2 separate regions of the Homo sapiens genome follow, and region 2 is linked to region 1. A link is a loop called in an ENCODE intact Hi-C map of the cell type or tissue named here. Cell type or tissue: thyroid gland. All regions are shown on one strand. Links, peaks and the distances in the headings refer to the core of each region. The heading gives the core; the rest is flanking DNA. Region 1 holds the start of LOC124909386 (a long non-coding RNA gene). Region 2 overlaps PXK (PX domain containing serine/threonine kinase like).

Region 1 (8,698 bases), core at 168-8,167:
TAACCTTAAAAATACAAAATATAGCACACCATATGCATGGTTCCACTCTTCGCTTTTTTCCTTTAATATATTGGGGATGATGTGACTTTTGATGTAGGAGAAAAAGACCTTAAGTCTGACACTTGAAATTATGTAACATCTGACTGGGGGAATAAAATCAAAAGGGCCCTGGTTAAGCACGGGAAGCCATCTTCCTCAAATGTCCAATTAACCTCATTGGACAAAGGTCTCACTGGAATTGGTGAGGGGTGAGTGATGGCAAGGCTGCTAACACATCTGTCACCCTTCTCCTAAGCCAGAGCTCATAGTCCCAGGAAACTTACCAGTTTCCAAGGTCCAAAATGGTCAAACAAGGTCAGGCGAGGTGGCTCATGCCTGTAATCCTAGCACTTTGGGAGGCCAGCCTGGGCAACATGGCGAAACCCTGTCTCTACTAAAAATACAAAACATTAGCCAGGCATGCTGGTACACTCCTGTAGTCCCAGCTACTGGGAGGCTGAGGCACAACAATTGCTTGAACCCGGGAGGTGGAGGTTGCAGTGAGCTGAGATCGTGCCACTGTACTCCAGCCTGGGCGACAGAGTGAGACTCTGTCAAAAAAAAAAAAAAAAGTCAAGCAAGTCATAAATGGGCTTATTCCGGAGAGAGAGGCTCATCCTTCTGTCCCAAAGTACTGCAAGCTCCGAAAGCCCACATGGCTGGGATAAGAACCCTGGCTGCTGGGGCTTGAGACTCCATGCTGGGTGGGGGAGGAATGGGAAGGAGGACCAGACACTAAATGAGTCAGTCCATGGCTCTGACTTGGTCCTGACACCCTGCAGCTTCCTCCCAACAAGACATCTCTCCACTCCTGCCCAGGAGCAGGTTACTGGAGCCACAGGCATCTGCCAGCTCTTATTCCGGCCAAATTCTGACAGGCAAGAGGGCACAGCGCAGGGCATGTCTCACTGCGCATAACCTAATGGAGCTGCAAACATCCTCCTGTCCCTTTGGGTCACCTGGCCTGGCCTGGGCAAGGAACTCTGGTGGCCTTTTGGGGAAAATGGGTGTCCCCTGGTCATAGGCACCCTTTTAGCCTTGGCTTTGTCCAAAGAGTCTAAAGCTTGGCTGGGTGCGGTGGCTGACGCCTGTAATCCCAGCATTTTGAGAGGCTGAGATGGGAGGATCACTTGAACCCAGGAGTTTGAGACCAGCCTGGGTAACATAGCAAGACCCCATCTGAACAAAAAATAAAAAAATTAGCTGTGCATGGTGGTGCATGCCTGTAGTCCCAGCTACTCAGAAGGCTGAGGCAGGAGAATCACTTGAGCCTGGAAAGTCAAGGCTGCAGTGAGCTGTGATCGTACCATGGCACTCCAGCTTGGGAAACAGAGCAAGACCTTTTCTCAAAAACAAAACAAAAAAAACAAACGAACAAAAAAGAGTCTAAACCTTGGTGTGCACTGGAATCCCAGGGAACCAGTTACCATGGTGATTCCCAGGTCCCAGTCTCCCAGAGTCTGGGCCAGGGCCCAGGAACCTGCAATTTCAACAAGTCCCCCGGTTGATTCCAAGGCACATGATCTGAGGCCCAGATTTGAAATCACTCTCCCAGTCCCCCTTGGTGAGGCGAGGTGTAGCATGGTAGCAAGGACCAGGCTCACTTTGGAGCCATAGTCTCTACCACCTACCAGCTGTGGGACCTCGAGCAGGCTACTTACCTTTAGTTTCCTTGTGTGTAAAACAGAGATAATAAGAGAATCAACCTCATAGGTAAAGTTTAAATAAGATGATGGATATAAGGCATGGAGGATGTGCCTGATGCTTAGTAAGCCCTCGATAAATTAAATTCCCTTACTTGTATATTTGTATTAACAGGGCTTGCTCTGTTAAAGGGTAGGCCGCTTTAAGTCTGGGTGTGCAGGTTGCTCGAGCTTAGTTATTCAGAATGAATTTTTGCCACACAAGGAATCATGCCAGGGTTCCATTTCTTTGTCATTCACCACGGCAAATATTTTGGCAGGTAACCCTGAGGATGGAGACGCCCCTGCTTCCAGTCCTTGTGACATCCTTTTCCTTGTCAACACCACTTTCCTGCCACAAATACAGAAACCCTCCCCCAGTGACCTTCTCCCTGACCCTGCTGGGGGTGGGGTGGGTGAAGGGAGCTTCTGCAATTCAGCAACCCTGCTCCTATCTCTCCCTTGGGCTGGAGAGGGCAAGTATAAAGAGTAGTTGCCAAACCAGGAAAGGGCGACAAACTGGGGGCCACATCCCTCGTCCCTCCCGGAAAGAGGAAAGGCACCCAGCCCAGGCAGGCGTGAGGGTGGAAAGCAGGGCAGCTGAGAGAGGCTCACATTTGCATCAGCTGCTGAGTCTCCTGATCAGGGCGGGCTTCCACCTGAATGATCCTGAAGGAGCCAGCATCCCCATGTCACTTGCCCATGGGCCATATTTCAAAGGAGGAGCGGGTCCCCACGGTCCCCAAGACCCTGGCAACAGTGGCGTCAATCTTTGGGATTCAGGGAAGCTACTAAAATTAAATCAAAATAAGGGAATTTGAGGAAACAAGAATCTATGGATGCAGGTTTGTGTGTGTGTGTACGTGCACATACACACGCACTCAGCTCTTTCCCAGGGGTCTCCCTGCCTGGCACATATTCCTCGGCCTGCTCAGCTTCTGGCTGGGTCATACCAGCCCATGTCCCTGCCTCAAATGCGTCTTCCGATGGCAGGTGGGAGGAGGTTGGTCATTTACAGAAACTCCTCCTGCTGCCCCTCTATGCTCTGGGAAACTCTACCACCAAATACCCTGGGAGTTTTATTTTTCCGAGTTATCATTACTTTGAGATTCCCGCTCCTGAGATCTTTTCACAGTTTCCTAGAGGCTAGAGCTGAAAATATCCTTAAAGGTAATAATAAGTAATGGCTGCCATTTGCTAAGGGCTGCTGTGTGCCAGGCTGTGTGCTAAGAGGCAGTGGCGTGGGCCATCTCACTGAATTCCAACCGCAGCAGCGAGGTGGAGTCTGATGTCATCTCCATTTTATAGGCGAGGCGAGTGAGGCCCAGAGAAGTTAAACAACTTGCCCGAGGGCACACAGCTGGGGAGTATTGAACCCAGGTGACTCACCCATTAGGCACAGCACTGTGCCTAGGGCCCATGGAAATGTGTTAATTTCTTTCAGAATCAGAAAGAAAAACATGAACTTTGGGGATGAAGAAAAAATTAACATAATAATAATAACATGTTTGTCTTTATACCAATATAGTTGTAAAATACAATTTTAATATTTTTTATGGGGGAAAGGATCTATAAAGGCAAAGGTGCCTAATGCCCGTGAAAGCCACAATGGGGCCCTGGGGGAGGCAGAATTAAAATCCCGGTCTGCCTGCCTTCAAAGTTCGTGCTCTCTTCAGTCTAGTCTAATCCTGTTTACAGGTGAGGAAACTGAGGTCCAAGGCCACACAGCGAATGGCAGAGCCAGGTGGAGAGCTCAGGTTTCCAGTGAGCCAACCACCATGGCTTGTGGTCCGACATCACCACCCGGTGGCCTTTTGGGGAACTTACCTTTAGTCCAGAGGTGAACCTAGAAAGAGAAAGGGCTCAGACAGTTCCAGATACCCGCAGGAAACCTCCACAAGCCAGTCTGCACTTGGGCTCCACACTCAGCAGTGGTGAAGCCAGGCCAGGGAGCCAACTCCACACTCACTTGAGGCTGTCGTTGGAATTCACACATCTCAGCCTACACACACACACACACACACACACACACACACACACACACACACCCCTCTGCCAGGGTAAAAGCATCATCCCCCAGAGTTAATATTTGTAAAGTTCTTAGACCAGTCTGGTCCAATAGGAATATAATATAAGCCAAAATGTAATTTGAAATTTTCTGGTAGCCATATTTTAAGAAGTAAAGGAAATAAGTGAAATTAATATATTTAATATTTTATTTAACACAGAAATCAGCAAACTATACAGCCTGTGGGGGAAATCTGGCCCACCATCTGTTTTTTTTAAATAAAGTTTTATTGGAACAAGCCATGCCCATTTGTTTTTATATTGTCTATGGCTGATTTTGCACTGCAATGGCAGAGTTGAGTAGTTGCATAGTTGAGACCAGGTGATCCACAAAGCTGAAAATTCTTACTATCCAGTCTTTCAGAGGGAAAGTTTGTCAACCTCTGATTTAGCCCAATCTATCCAAGTATGGTCATTTCAACATAAAATTCAATATAAAAATTATTAATGAGAAATTTTACATTTCATTATACTAAATCTTTGAAATTCAGTGTGTGTTTTATACTTAGAGTACATCACAATTTGGATAAGACTCATTGCAAATGCTCAATGGACATGTGGTTGGATCATGACTACCGAACTGGACAGTGTAGGGCTTAGAACAATGCCCGCAGATATCAAACAGGTATTCATTAAATACCTAAATAAACTCCCCACCAGCCTTTCTTAACTGACTTCCAGAAAGAATTAAGCCCTAACATTCGGGGACAGCCCCTGTTTGTAATGAATCAACTTCTTTCCCATGCCTGTAGAATGGTGTCATTCCTGGGAGGACTGAGAAAAGTCACTGGTGTCATTTTCTGTAGGGTTTCATTTATTCACAGAATCCCAGTTGAGAAATGCTGCAGCCATTCCTTTTCTAAGGAGCTTGAAGACTTGCTGCTGATGGAGATAATTATTATTAATATAAATCACATGTATAGAGCCAGGCACTGTGCTAAGGTCTTTCTGAGCATTGTTTCAATGACAGAAATGACAATGGCCTCCCTCAGGAAGGCTCCTCTGTGCACCAAAGGTGTCCACTGTCCCCCATACAGCCCTTTTCACTATGTCCTGTGAGCTCCAAGATCTGACCCCTCATTCCCCGGGAGCTCAGCCTAGGCCCGGCCCACAGGAGCTGCTGGATCAATATTTGTTGCATTCAATCAAGTAACTCTAGAGAACCCGGGGGTCATTTGGTGTTTGATTCAACCTGGCAGGTGTTTTTCCAGCAGCTCTGTTGTGCAAGGCTGCTGTGTGCATCTCAAGGGAATCCATTCCCACATTGATGCTCACTCACATTCCCAAGACTGCCCAGGGAAAACCAGACAAGATAGTTGCATTCGCAGTTTTAAGTGGTCTAGCTCCTCTCTGACAGTTCAGGCTAAGAGACAGACCACCAGAGACCAGGGAATAGTGATTCGTTTGCCCAGTGCTTTCTCTGTCCAGCATGAGGAACTGCCCTTTTGTCCAAGTAAGGAGGGAAGTGTACCACAATATCCTGGTTGAACAAGACCTGCCCATGAGCATTTTAGTTTTGAAAGAGCTGTATGCAGGGATGTTTATTTGAATTCCCCACCTGCCCGAGGCCTTCTAAGCAATCAGATTCTGTGAGCACCAACATCAGATGGGTCCACGGACAATCATTCGACATGTCTGGGATTCTGCAAGAGAACTGTTTCCGAGAGAAGGAGGGAGGCCCATCAAGATAATATGAGTAACCAAGGTTTAGCTGTCAGAAGGGAGGTGGTATGGAATGAATTGTTCCTCCCAAAAGACTATTTATTTATTTATTTTTGAGACAGAGTCTTGCTCTGTCACCCAGGCTGAAGTGCAGCGGTGCGATCTCGGCTCACCATAACCTCTGCCTCCCAGGTTCAAGCGATTCTCCTGCCTCAGCCTCCCAGGTTCAAGCGATTCGCCTGCCTCAGCTTCCCAGGTTCAAGCGATTCTCCTGCCTCAGCCTCCCAGGTTCAAGCGATTCTCCTGCCTCAGCCTCCCAGGTTCAAGCGATTCTCCTGCCTCAGCCTCCCAGGTTCAAGCGATTCTCCTGCCTCAGCCTCCCAGGTTCAAGCGATTCTCCTGCCTCAGCCTCCCGAGTAGCTGGGATTACAGGCACCCGCCATCACGCCCGGCTAATTTTTGTATTTTTAGTAGAGACAGGGTTTCACCATGTTGGCCAGGATGGTCTCCAACTCCTGACTTCAGGTGATCTGCCCACGTCGGCCTCCCAAAGTGCTGGGATTACAGGCGTGAGCCACTGCGCCTGGCCCAAAAATATTTAAGTTTTTTTTTTTCCAAGTTCTAACTGCCAGTGCCACCTCATTTGGCAATAGGACCACTGCAAATGTAATTCGTTAAGATGAGGACATACTGGAGGCGTGGGCCCCTAATCCAATACGATTGATGCCCTTCTAAGGAGACAGTCATGGGAAGCCAGAGTGACACACAGGTAGACAGCCACGTGACGAGGAACGCAGAGCCTGGAGTGCTGCAGCTGGAAGCTGAGGAAGGCCAAGGATGCTGGTGGCCACCAGAAGCCAGGAAGGGCAAGAAAGTGTTTGTCCCTATAGGTTTCAGAGAAAGCTTGACCCTGCCCACAGCTTGATCTGACTTCCAGCCTCCAAAAATGTGAGATCGCCAATTTCTGTTGTGTTAAGCCACTGAGTTTGGGGTACTTTATTATGGCAACCCTAAGAAACTGATACCGGAAGGAGCTTCGAATTTAGCATGGTGGCTGCACAAGACATGTAGGCCACTGTGGTACCCTTCCTCCTCTTCCTGCTGAGCGCATGGCTCCATGAATCAACCCAGCCCTCTCACATCTAGGAGTCATGTGACTTGTTCTCACCAGTGGAATGGGAGAGGAAGTGACACCGCTTAGCTCCAGGCCAAGGCGGTTCAGAGCAGGTGTATTCTCTCCATGCTCAGTCTCTCTCCCCTTTCCCTGGCTGGATGTAGAGGACTCAGAGGAGGGCTGTGAGGCCCTAGGGGATGGCAGAGCTACCAGGTGGGAGAAGCCTGGGTCCCCGGATCAGCAGGTGGAAGGTCACCTGCCCAACATCAGATTGGACGGCCATGTAGGAAAGACGTCTTTATTGGTTTAAGCAACTGGGACTTAGGGGCTGTTTGTTTTAGCAGTGAGGCAACCCTGACTAACACAGGTTCTGAGGGATGAGAGAAGCGGTAAGCAAAAACGTAAACTACTTCTTCCCTAAACTATGGGGTAAATTGGCACTAAGCAACCCAGCTATGGATCCCTTCAACAGAATGTAGAGAAATAAAAAGCAGGGAGATATTCTCTCCCTTTAGCACCTTAAGGATTTAGCGAGCCCTCTCCTGCGCCGGGTCTGCTGAGGGAGCACTTGGAAACCCCACTGTTTCCCCCCAGGAAAGCAGCCCCCATGTCCACGCCTTGCCAATGACGGCAGGGGCGGAGGCAGCCCTACAAGGAGCTGAGGTCCTTGGAGGCAGACAGCCGGGAGGGAGGGCCACCGATTGGTCCAGACCCCGCCTTAGTCACTCTCATGCCTACCCATGCACAGCAAGGCGGCGGGGGCTCGACAGCTGCAGAGCAAGGGTGAGTCTGGCCGGAGGGTCCAGATGGGCCATAGGCATAGGATAGGAGCAGCTCTGGGGACCTTTCCCCATGTGGACTCACGTGAGCTGGTCTGTTTGCCGTGGGAAATGGCAGATGCCACTTTGGGTGTAAAACACCTTTGTGATGGACTGGACCTTGGCATAAGTTGGAACCTTGATGTGCTTCATAGCGTCCCCTGCAACACAGCAGAGGCTGGGGAGAGTGAGGGTCACCTTCCTCCTGCCACATTTCCCCAACCCACAGGGCCGAGGGCCAGCAGGGACACACTACTATAGCTGCTTCAGTTGTTAAAAAAGTGCAACATTTCTGTACCACCTAGGACCAGCCATGCCTTCCTACCTTAGGACCCTCAGACCCTCCTATGACCTCATAACCAAAGGGTAATGCCTGACATCGCACGGAGACCTTGACACCCCACCTTGGCAGCACCACCAGGATCTGTCCTGATAGGGGGGCAATTCCAATTAACTATTCTGACTCTACCCCACCCCAAGCTCACTTACCCCACATCCCATTTCTCCTGTTGTCCCTGGATACCCCACCCATACCAGTGCTCCACAGGAGGCACGTGGGGGCTACTCAAGGCTGAACTAGCTCCCCACATGCCCATAGGCTGCAAATCCTGCCTGTTGAGTCACCACCACCACCAACTACAGTGCTAATAATACCAGCTACCATTTGTTTGAACACTTACTTCATGCCAGGCCCTAGACTGTGCTTTACATGTGTAAAAGGGCATTTTTGGCTGACCTAGCTGGGGTCCAGATTATGCCTTTAACCCCTCTTCCCTGTGTCTTTTTGCAGCCACTGGAATGTCACTGCCCCTGTTTGTAACTGTGGTGGGGAAAGGGAAGTGGTCAATAGTAAGTCTCTCATCAGGCGCAGTGGCTCACACCTGTAATCCCAACACTTTGGGAGGCCAAGGATCTCCTGAGGTCAGGAGTTCGAGACCAGCCTGGCCGATGTGGCAAAACCCTGTCTCTACTAAAAATACAAAAATTAGCTGGGTGTGGTGGCAGGTGCCTGTAATCCCAGCTACTTGGGAGGCTGAGGCAGGAGAATCGCTTGGACCCAGGAGGCAGAGGTTGCGGGGATCCGAGATTGCACCCCTGCACTCCAGCCTGGGTGACAGAGTGAGACTCTGTCTCAAAAAAAAAAAAATAAAAAAAGTCTGTCATCTAGGCCAGGCACATTGGCTCATACCTGTAATCCCAGCATTTTGGGAGGCTGAGTTGGGCGGATCTCTTGGCCAGGAGCTTGAGACCAGCCTGGGCAACATGGGCGAAACCCCATCACTACAAAAAATACAAAAATTAGCTGGGCATGGTGG
Region 2 (8,697 bases), core at 1-8,000, 240 kb before region 1:
TGATGGCACAATCTTGGCTCACTGCAGCCTCCACCTCCCAGGTTCAAGTGATTCTCCTGCCTCAGCCTCAGTAGGAAATTAGCCACCACATCCGGCTAATTTTGGTGTTTTTAGTAGAGGTGGGGTTTCACCATGTTGGCCAGGCTGGTCTTGAACACCTGACCTCAGGTGATCCACCTGCCTTGGCCCTCCCAAACTGCTGGGATTACAGGCATGAGCCACCACACCTGGCCATGACTATTGTATTTTTATATTGAAAGAATTGGCTGGGCTGGGCGTGGTGGCTCATGCCTGTAATCCCAGTACTTTGGGAGGCCAAGGCGGGCAGAACATGATGTCAGGAGATCAAGACCATCCTGGCTAACATGGTGAAACCCTGTCTACTAAAGCCGGGCATGGTGGCATGCGCCTGTAGACCCAGCTGCTCGGGAGGCTGAGGCAGGATAATTGCTTGAACCCAGGAGGCGGAGGTTGCAGTGAGCAGAGATGGCGCCACTGTACTCCAGCCTGGACAACAGAGCAAGACTCCGTCTCAAAAAAAAGAATTGGCTGGGTGTGGTGGCTCAGACATGTAATCCTAGCACTTTGGGAGGCCGAGGTGGGTGGATCCCTTGAGTGTAGGAGTTCAGGACCAGCCTGGGGAACATGGCAAAACCCCATCTCTACAAAGAAAAGATAGATAGAAAAAAAAAAAGTCAATGTGGGTAGAAAACTTGAAATTCTATTTATTAAGAAATTAGTGCTGCCAGGCCACAGTAGCTCATGCCTATAATCCCAGCACTTTGGGAGGCTGAGGCAGGGATTGCTTGAGCCCAGGAGTTTGAGACCAGCCTGGGGCAACGTTGCAAAAACCCTGCCTACAAAAACAAAACAAAAAAAACAAAACAAAAAACCCAGGTATCTGGTGGTGTGCCTATAGGAGGATTGCTTGAGCCCTGGGAGGTCAAGGCTGCAGTGAGCTGTGATTGGGTCACTGCACTCCAGCCTGAGTGAAAGAGCGAAACCCTGTCTTAAAAATAACAACAAAAGAAATTAGTTCCATGTGGAAAATAAGCTGATACTGTACAAGACCATTACCTGTTTGTATTCATATATCTGAACTATCCAGAATAGTCAGCAAAACTGACTTCAGAAGGACTCAGGCCTCACAAGCCTCCATCAGGTAATCACCTAGGTTGCATCACACTTGAAACAGGAACTTCTCCACAGACTCTCCAAATGCCTAATTCTAATAGCATTCTCTTTAAAATTATGGCAAAGTTTATATCAGTTGTTTTTCCCATTTCCAAAGATCAGATATTCTGTCAAATACTGCCCTCCAGAAGCTGAGATGGAAAAGATGGGTTTAAATTAGTTAGAGAAGCATATAGGTGGTACCTAATTTAAGTAGCAAGGCAGGATTTTTAGTTCTTAGAGGAAAAGTGAGACACAAAAGAATAAGAGACAGGATAGGTAGGAAGGAAACCTTAGACTGTGTGAATCTATTCTTTGCTAACAACAGACGCTACAAAAAGTTCTCATTTGAAATATCTTGTCAAGCTACAGACAACACGTTTTCTTGACATGATTTTAATAAAAAATACAGCTGACATAACAGATTACATGAAACTATACACAATGACATTCTCTGCATAGTAACCAACACTGATGTGTGTACTTGAATTTTTAAATGGATTATTTATAATCCTTTAAAGTGCAATTTATTGAAAGGTTTAAGCAAATCAGGATAAAGGATCTTTCTAATAAATGACTAACATTAAAGAGATGCTATATTGATATATTTAGATAAATCTTTCAAAAATCATAATTGATTTCTATAGATGCCAAATTTACTTCTGTTGTAACAATGACCTGCCCCCCTCAAACCCCAAACTTAATTGCTGAGGATTAAGAAGATCCTCTAATTGGCAAGAGCTTTTTCTGATGTTAATATTTTTGTCTGTTTCAATACATCTAACTAAAAAGAACTATGGGTCTAGAGTAGTTGCTTTAGCAGCCCTGAGTTCTATAACCACAATGGTATTCCTGTTAGAACTTAAGAGAATGTTGTGAACGTTCCCCATTCTATTTGAGGAGAAAACAAAGAACTCAGTTGCTTTCTGATTTAGCAAAGTAACTATGCTTTGGGCTATAGTGTTAATGTCTAAGATAAAGGTAGCAAAAATTGGAGTTATCTAAGAATCAGAAAATGCTTTAGAGAAATGAACTGTAAGAGGAATGTTTCTAGGAGCTGTCTGATGGGGTAGAAGGGATTGCAACACAAAGGCCATTTACTGCTGTGATTGAATATTGTCATTGTTTTTCTGTCTATTTCCTTTAGTTGGTGAAAATATTTCAATATGCTGCTGTCCCAAAAGCCTGGCCATTAGAGGATAAACAAGACTCCTTTACAGGGTTAATAAAGGAGCAAGATCTTAAGGGAGCAATGCCAGCCTAACTTTATTCTGCTTAAAGAATTATTTCTCTCGAAAAGCTGCTTACATGAGCATCTGCAAAATAGTACTGTTTGTGGCTGTACTGGCTCAGCAATTACTTTCCCAGGAAGAGGGTAGTTTGGGGGGTAGGGGTGAGTAGGAATAAAAAAGAACTTTTCCCTCCAAGTGTAAACAGGAAGCTTCAGCCGATCTTCGGAGCACTGTGATCACAGGTTTTGGCTTTCCTCAAAGTTCCTTTTTGGAAATTCTGGATGGAGCTGAGCAAGGCCCCTCGGCTCATGCCATTCACAGCCTGAGACGAGAGCTGGGCAGGTGCCTCGGTGCTCGCAGGAGGCAAGGGAGCTGCTGGTGGTGGTGGAGGTGGAGGAGGTGGAGGTAATGCAGATATCCCTGTGGAGGAAAAGGGGGACAATCAGTATTCACCTCCACAGCTGCCCTGCACACACGCTGCTGCTCAGTCCTGAGCACAACGGACTGGTGAGAGTCCACATGTTTTTCTCAGAGGGACCAACATACCTAGTACTGTATGAGTTCTTAAAATACTAAAGAAAGCTAGAAGCATCAAAGGGGAATTAAAAGTTGCCATGTTTCTCAAACAATAGTCATGTTAAAGGCTGTTGGAACAAATAATTACAGATTACATGAAACCACATATGGTGACATTCTCTGCATAGATGAGGCTCTGACCCCATTTGCAAAGTAATAGTCCCCAAAGAAGAGTTCCATCTATCAGTTACTTTAGCCAGGTCCCAGGAAGCTCTGTCTGCTTCTGAGCTAGCAATTAAAGATAGACATCTGCATGATGGAGTTGGGCTTCCTGAATGTCAGTTATTCATAAGGGGTGAACAGTTCTTTCGCTGCTCCAACATACACAATGTTTGAAGGATGTGATCTTATGTAAAATGACAGACCACTCAGGATTCTCAGCAAGGAATCAGTGCCTCCTGGGTTATGCATTTCCCAGAGGAGTCTGTCTCGAATAATAATTTCCTATTAGGTTGCATTAAAGAAATATAAAATGCTAATAACTGTTAGCAATGCAAAGCAGGGGGCAGAGGGGTCTCTCTGCCATGGTATTCTTACAGAGAAATCCTTCTCAAGTACTGTTCTCTCCATTGTGGCCCAACCAAGGAACAGGACATAACTGCACTAAATGTCTTTGACGAAGCATCAGGAGAAACTAGAATGTCGTGCTGTACCGCAGTGGGCAAGGAGAGGGAAACTGGGCAGGTGTCTAAAACTTCCCTCAGCTTCCAGGCACATGGACATTTGCAACTCGAATTTTATATTTTAGAATCAATGAATGGTTCTCTCAGGACAGAATAAACACCCGAGTTCAGAAAAAGCCTTGCCTTAAAGAATGTTCCTGTGCCACAGTTAGTTGCCTCGTCTCCTGTGACCTTGCAGCTCTCTGAGACTCTGTCAGATGCTGTCTCTGTCCCTCCCAGGGCTACTCCAGGGAGACATTCTGCCAGGTGGTTTCCCCTACACTGCTACTGAGTTGTGATAAGTAACAGGTAAAGCTACCCTACTTAAGTTTGTATGGACGACTGGCTCAGAATCACCAACACAATACTCAGGTAAGTACATCCTTTTCACCAAGTGTGACAGGTATGGGTTAAAGTCTTACAATAGAAAATCACTTACCTTTCTTTACATCTTTTACTCAAACCTAAGGCAGCTGAAATTAAAGAATCACACAAATACACACGCTCATGCTCTGCAATCTTGGAATGCTCAAAGATAGCAATACAAATAAAGACTAAATACAGACAAATGACCAACATGTTCATTGGTTCTACACAATAACAACTGATGAATGAAATTGTTATGTTTTATGCTAAGGTGGATTGTGGGAAAATGTTCCTGGCTTTATGTCACCAGGTTACAGAGATAAAAAGGACTTTAAACCTGAAGTAACTGTTGAAGTGGGAAAACGGAGAATAAGCATGTGTGATGAGCATTCCTCTGAAGAGGACTTCTGGAGAGCAACCAGTGAAATACCAGGAGGAGGGGAGACCTCTGCTGAAGGTTTTTGGAACTGAGTCTCTTGACTGCAACACCAAGTGGGCCCGAAGGAGTGAGCTCTGCCCACTTGGGGGTAAGTAGGTGCCAGTGCCCTTCCCCAGCACCCTCCCACCCAATAGCCAGAAAAGGGCAGTGGAATCTGGACTTGATATTCAGGGCCACGTAGTGTAACAGAAGGAGCTCCAGGGTTTCTGCCTCCCAGGTTTGTGCTTTGACCCCCGGCAGAAGAATCACTGTGCAGTTAAGGACAGGCTCTCGGCTGCGGCGGTACTTGGGAGTTCTACTAAAGGCTCAGCACTGGCCATCTAGAGACTGACTAGCCCTCCAGGCAAGGATTTTGGGGGGCTGGAGACGGGCCTCAGGGCTGGGCTGAGGGGTAGGGGCTGCCATCTTGGCACAGAACAAAACTGCTTGGCCTCACAGAGAACCAACCCTTGGTTTTGGCGTCATTACCAGGCCCTCAAAATTAGAAGTGCAAATGCACCACCGCAGAGTTTGGGAGTTGAGGGTGGGGTTCAGTACATGGATTTTCCACTGTCCAAGTAAATGGACATGGATTTTCCACTGTCACTTTAAATGAGTCTCTTTGAAAATGTAGGTGGTGTCAATAAATACACTGTCCAAAGGGCTCCAGGGCTCCAGTAAAGCAGATGGAACGAAAGGACAGGCAGCAGGATCTCCCTGATGTGGCCTCAGCAGGCTGGAGCAGTCCGGTGGGGCTTGATGTCCCAGCAAGTCCACTTTTCCTCACTGGGCCTACAACAACCATGGTGGCTCTTATGTACAACCAGGGCAAGGAAGGCCAGACCCAGCTTGCCAGTTTGGAACACTCTGGAGGGGAGAGGAGGTCTAGGGGTCAGAAGGTGGAAACTGGAGGAGGCAGGAACACAGACCTGGGACTCGGTCTCACTCAGTCTGCCCCATTGATTGTTTTTGGCTTTTCCTTTTGGCCCTTTCCATGGTCCACAAGCTTCCTGAAAGGTCCGTTGGGGCTTCAGCTACAACACATGGCTAACAATGGAGGAAGAGGGGGCAGGGGCAACAAGGGCCAAATGAAAGTTACCATTTGGCCTGTGACAAACCTGGGAACAACTGCCTGCTGCCTGCGCGCTCTCCACCCCTCAGATGTGAATGAGGCCTTCCTGCCAAGAGACCTCCAATACCCTTATCTCCAGGCCACATATGAGAGCAGACCGATTCCATGTTAGACTTATGATACCTGAATTTGCACCCAGGAAGGGGGATGCTGCAAACAGCTTACCTTCAGTTACGACCAGGTCAGTCCCGATTTCTCCCATCTCACTTTCTCTTAGACAAAATCCCTGAGAGCCAACTACTTACTCTACCCACCCCAAAATCTTCTCCACCAAACCACACGGGAACCTGGCAGTCCAGCAGAGGCCCTGTCAGAGGGCAGAGAATGCTGCAGGGAGAGCGTAGGTCAGATCTAGGGAGGAATGCCAGGCCAGAAACCCCCTTGACAGCCTTGTGGACAGGATGTCTGAGGGTCCCTCCCTCCAGTTCCTTTTTTTCTGAGATGGAGTCTCGCTCTGTTGCCCAGGCTGGAGTGCAGTGGCGCGATCTCGGCTCACTGCAAGCTCCGCCTCCCGGGTTCAAGTGATTCTCTGCCTCAGCCTCCCGAGTAGCTGGGATTACAGGCGCGTGGTACCATGCCCACCTAATTTTTGTATTTTTAGTACAGATGGGGTTTCACCATGTTGGCCAGGTTGGTCTTGAACTCCTGATCCTTGTGATCCGCCCGCCTCAGCCTCCCAAAGTGCTGAGATTATAGATGTGAGCCACTGCGCCTGGCTCCCTTCCCCACCGACTCTTAGGCCCATGTTAGCAGCCAGCAGTGGGTAATCTACAGTCTCTCTAATTCTGAGCTCCTTTGTGGTCACATACAGGAAGGGAGGCCAAGTGGCCATGAGACCACACTAGGGTAACACCAGACTTACCAGCCACCCTCAGGAGAGAACCGAAGCAGGCAAGCCCCCAGCTCTCGGGAGAACCACCTTCTCCTTTGGCTTCAGGCAGGTGAGGAGGCTGTACTCCTGTCACAGCTCGAGAATTATAAAGGATGCTTACAAAAGAACTGTTTTTCCCTACCGTCAGTTATAAAAGCCAGTAAGTTGTCTCCCTGTAACTAAGAGCTCAAGTGCCTAACACTCTTTCCTCTTCATCAGAGTAACTAGGAATCAACATTTTTGCAGCAACGGGACTTTGAGAGTTATGGTTTCCAAAATTAAAATATACCAAAATGCCATGCAGTTGATTTGCAGGTTTTAGAGCTGTATTTTAAAACTGAAATCAGAGTGAAAATGAAGATTTTGAAGGTCATGATGAAAATGAAATGAATATAGATGAAGTCACTGGGTGCTTTTTAAAGATGCTGTATTTCATTTAAATATTCAGATAAGGAAATAGTCTCAAATCTGCTTTCCCACTTGTTCATCACTTCAGCAATCGAGACACTTTGGGTCCTATTTCACACACAGAAACAGAGCATCTTTAAAGTCTGAGAAATCAGCATAGTTTACTTTACCGAAAATTCACGTTCAAAATGGTGCATGCTCTACTGAAAACAGCAAAGAGAGAGAGAGAAAGGGGGGACACAAGTCATTATTCAGATTTTAGTGTCATTTAATCAAATAGTAACAGACAGTAAAATATTAGTCTGAATCACAAGCTGATTATTCTCACTTCGAAACTAGGATATACTCAAATTAACCACAGCACTGGTTTGTAAACACGATTGTGAGCCTTTTAAAACATGGCAAACGTATTTATAGAATAACCAATGAGTCGCTTTTTGAGCCACCTAATGAGTCACTTTCTTCATGTTCTTTGTCCTCTGAGCCAGTTAGATACTATTTTTATTTATTTACAAGCATGACGCTCACTTCAGAAAAGCCATGAAGGTTTTACCTCTGAAGAGCAGAATGGATATGAGGAGTGTGCTTAGTTCTATTATTAAACAAGGACAGTTGATCAAGATGGGAGAAAAATGAAAACCCATAACTTTTTTCCAAGCAAGTCTTCTAGAGTCTACAATAGATTTGTCTCTTTAAAGTTGGGAGGAGTGTGAGCAGGCCTAAGGCCAGAGATCCTGGGCAAGCATCCTCAAGGCGGAAGCACTGGGCCCCTCCCTGAGGCCCTGTGAGCCCCTCCCTAGAGGCTGAATTGGGCAGTGAAACTTACTTAAGGCCATAAAGCCGTTTTAAAAAGGAAAGCAAGGCAAATGTTTTTCTTGTCTTCTTTTAAACTGACTAGATCCCCAGCTAAATGTGAAGGATCATGCTTTGGTAAATCTCAGAGTTCCTAATGAACCAACTCTGCCCCACAGCCTTTTCCTGGAAAGGGGCTGGGAAACGGAAAAGAGGCCCTCCAGCCTTCTCAGTACCATTGTTCCCCAAGGCTAGCCAGAGAAACTTGAATCCCTCCTTCTCCAAGGTGGGTCACAGAAACAGAACCCCTTTTCCCCAAAGCAAGCCATCATACCTAAAAATATTACTCTCCCTCCACCTTTCTGTGTAAAAACTGTCCATAAAGAAATAACTTGGCTGGGTGTGGTGGCTCACGCCTGTAATCCCAGCACTTTGGGAGGCCAAGGCGGGCGGATCACCTGAGGCCAGAAGTTCGAGACCAGCCTGGCCAACATGGCGAAACCCTGTGTCTACTAAAACTACAAAAAAGTAGCTGGGCATGGTGGTGGGCGCCTGTAATCCCAGCTACCTGGGAGGCTGAGGCAGGAGAATTACTTGAACCCAGGAGGCAGAGGCTGCAGTGAGCCAAGATCGAGCCATTGCACTCCAGCCAGGGCAACAAGAGTGAAACTCCATCTCAAAAAAGAAAAGAAATCACCTGACCTACCTTGTCTGACTATAGGTTGTAAGACCCCCATTCCAGAGAGAGTCCTGCCCATACCCAGAAGGAAGGAATGCTGCTCAGAGAGGCTGAGAAGAATCTAGACAGACAGACTTGCTGGGTTTCCCCACTCAGCCTATTAGCATTAGATCATAGCCTTTTCTTCCAATCATATTTCCACACAGCTGTCCATACTTTGTTGAACCTAAGCATAAAAATGGACAATTTTCCCTGTACCTTTGGGTCTTCATTCTGAAGGCTCCTGTGTATACATATTAAATAAACTTGTATGCCTTTTCTCTTATTAAATAAACTTGTATGCCTTTTCTCTTATTCATCTGTTTTGCGAGTTGAATTTTAAGCAGAC

Evidence for each region. A loop is a pair of places that touch in the nucleus more often than their neighbours do. Peaks named below come from ENCODE experiments on the same cell type or tissue, not always from the same donor. Only the 100,000 strongest peaks of a DNase experiment are listed, where the experiment ranks them.
Region 2: a loop joins it to region 1, with 2.4 times the contacts of the local background. A loop is called at or near these places in 56 of 110 quality-filtered maps.

The regions. Positions count from the first base shown.
Region 1 is chr3:58,182,717-58,191,414 of GRCh38, reverse strand. It overlaps LOC124909386 (a long non-coding RNA gene), which reads right to left and starts at 8,309. Exons shown (of 2, transcript XR_007095929.1): 1 at 5,347-8,309; 2 at 3,920-4,667. In thyroid gland, for the core only: a CTCF peak has its summit at 3,517 (motif pointing left); a DNase peak (open chromatin) is centred at 3,534; H3K27ac peaks cover 2,019 bases.
Region 2 is chr3:58,418,880-58,427,576 of GRCh38, reverse strand. PXK (PX domain containing serine/threonine kinase like) reads right to left here. Exons shown (of 18, transcript NM_017771.5): 18 at 1,450-2,825. The coding sequence ends at 2,617. Among named protein-coding and RNA genes, the nearest start is that of PDHB, 11 kb to the left of the region's middle. In thyroid gland, for the core only: a CTCF peak has its summit at 4,476; no DNase peak of the experiment used is centred there; H3K27ac peaks cover 3,727 bases.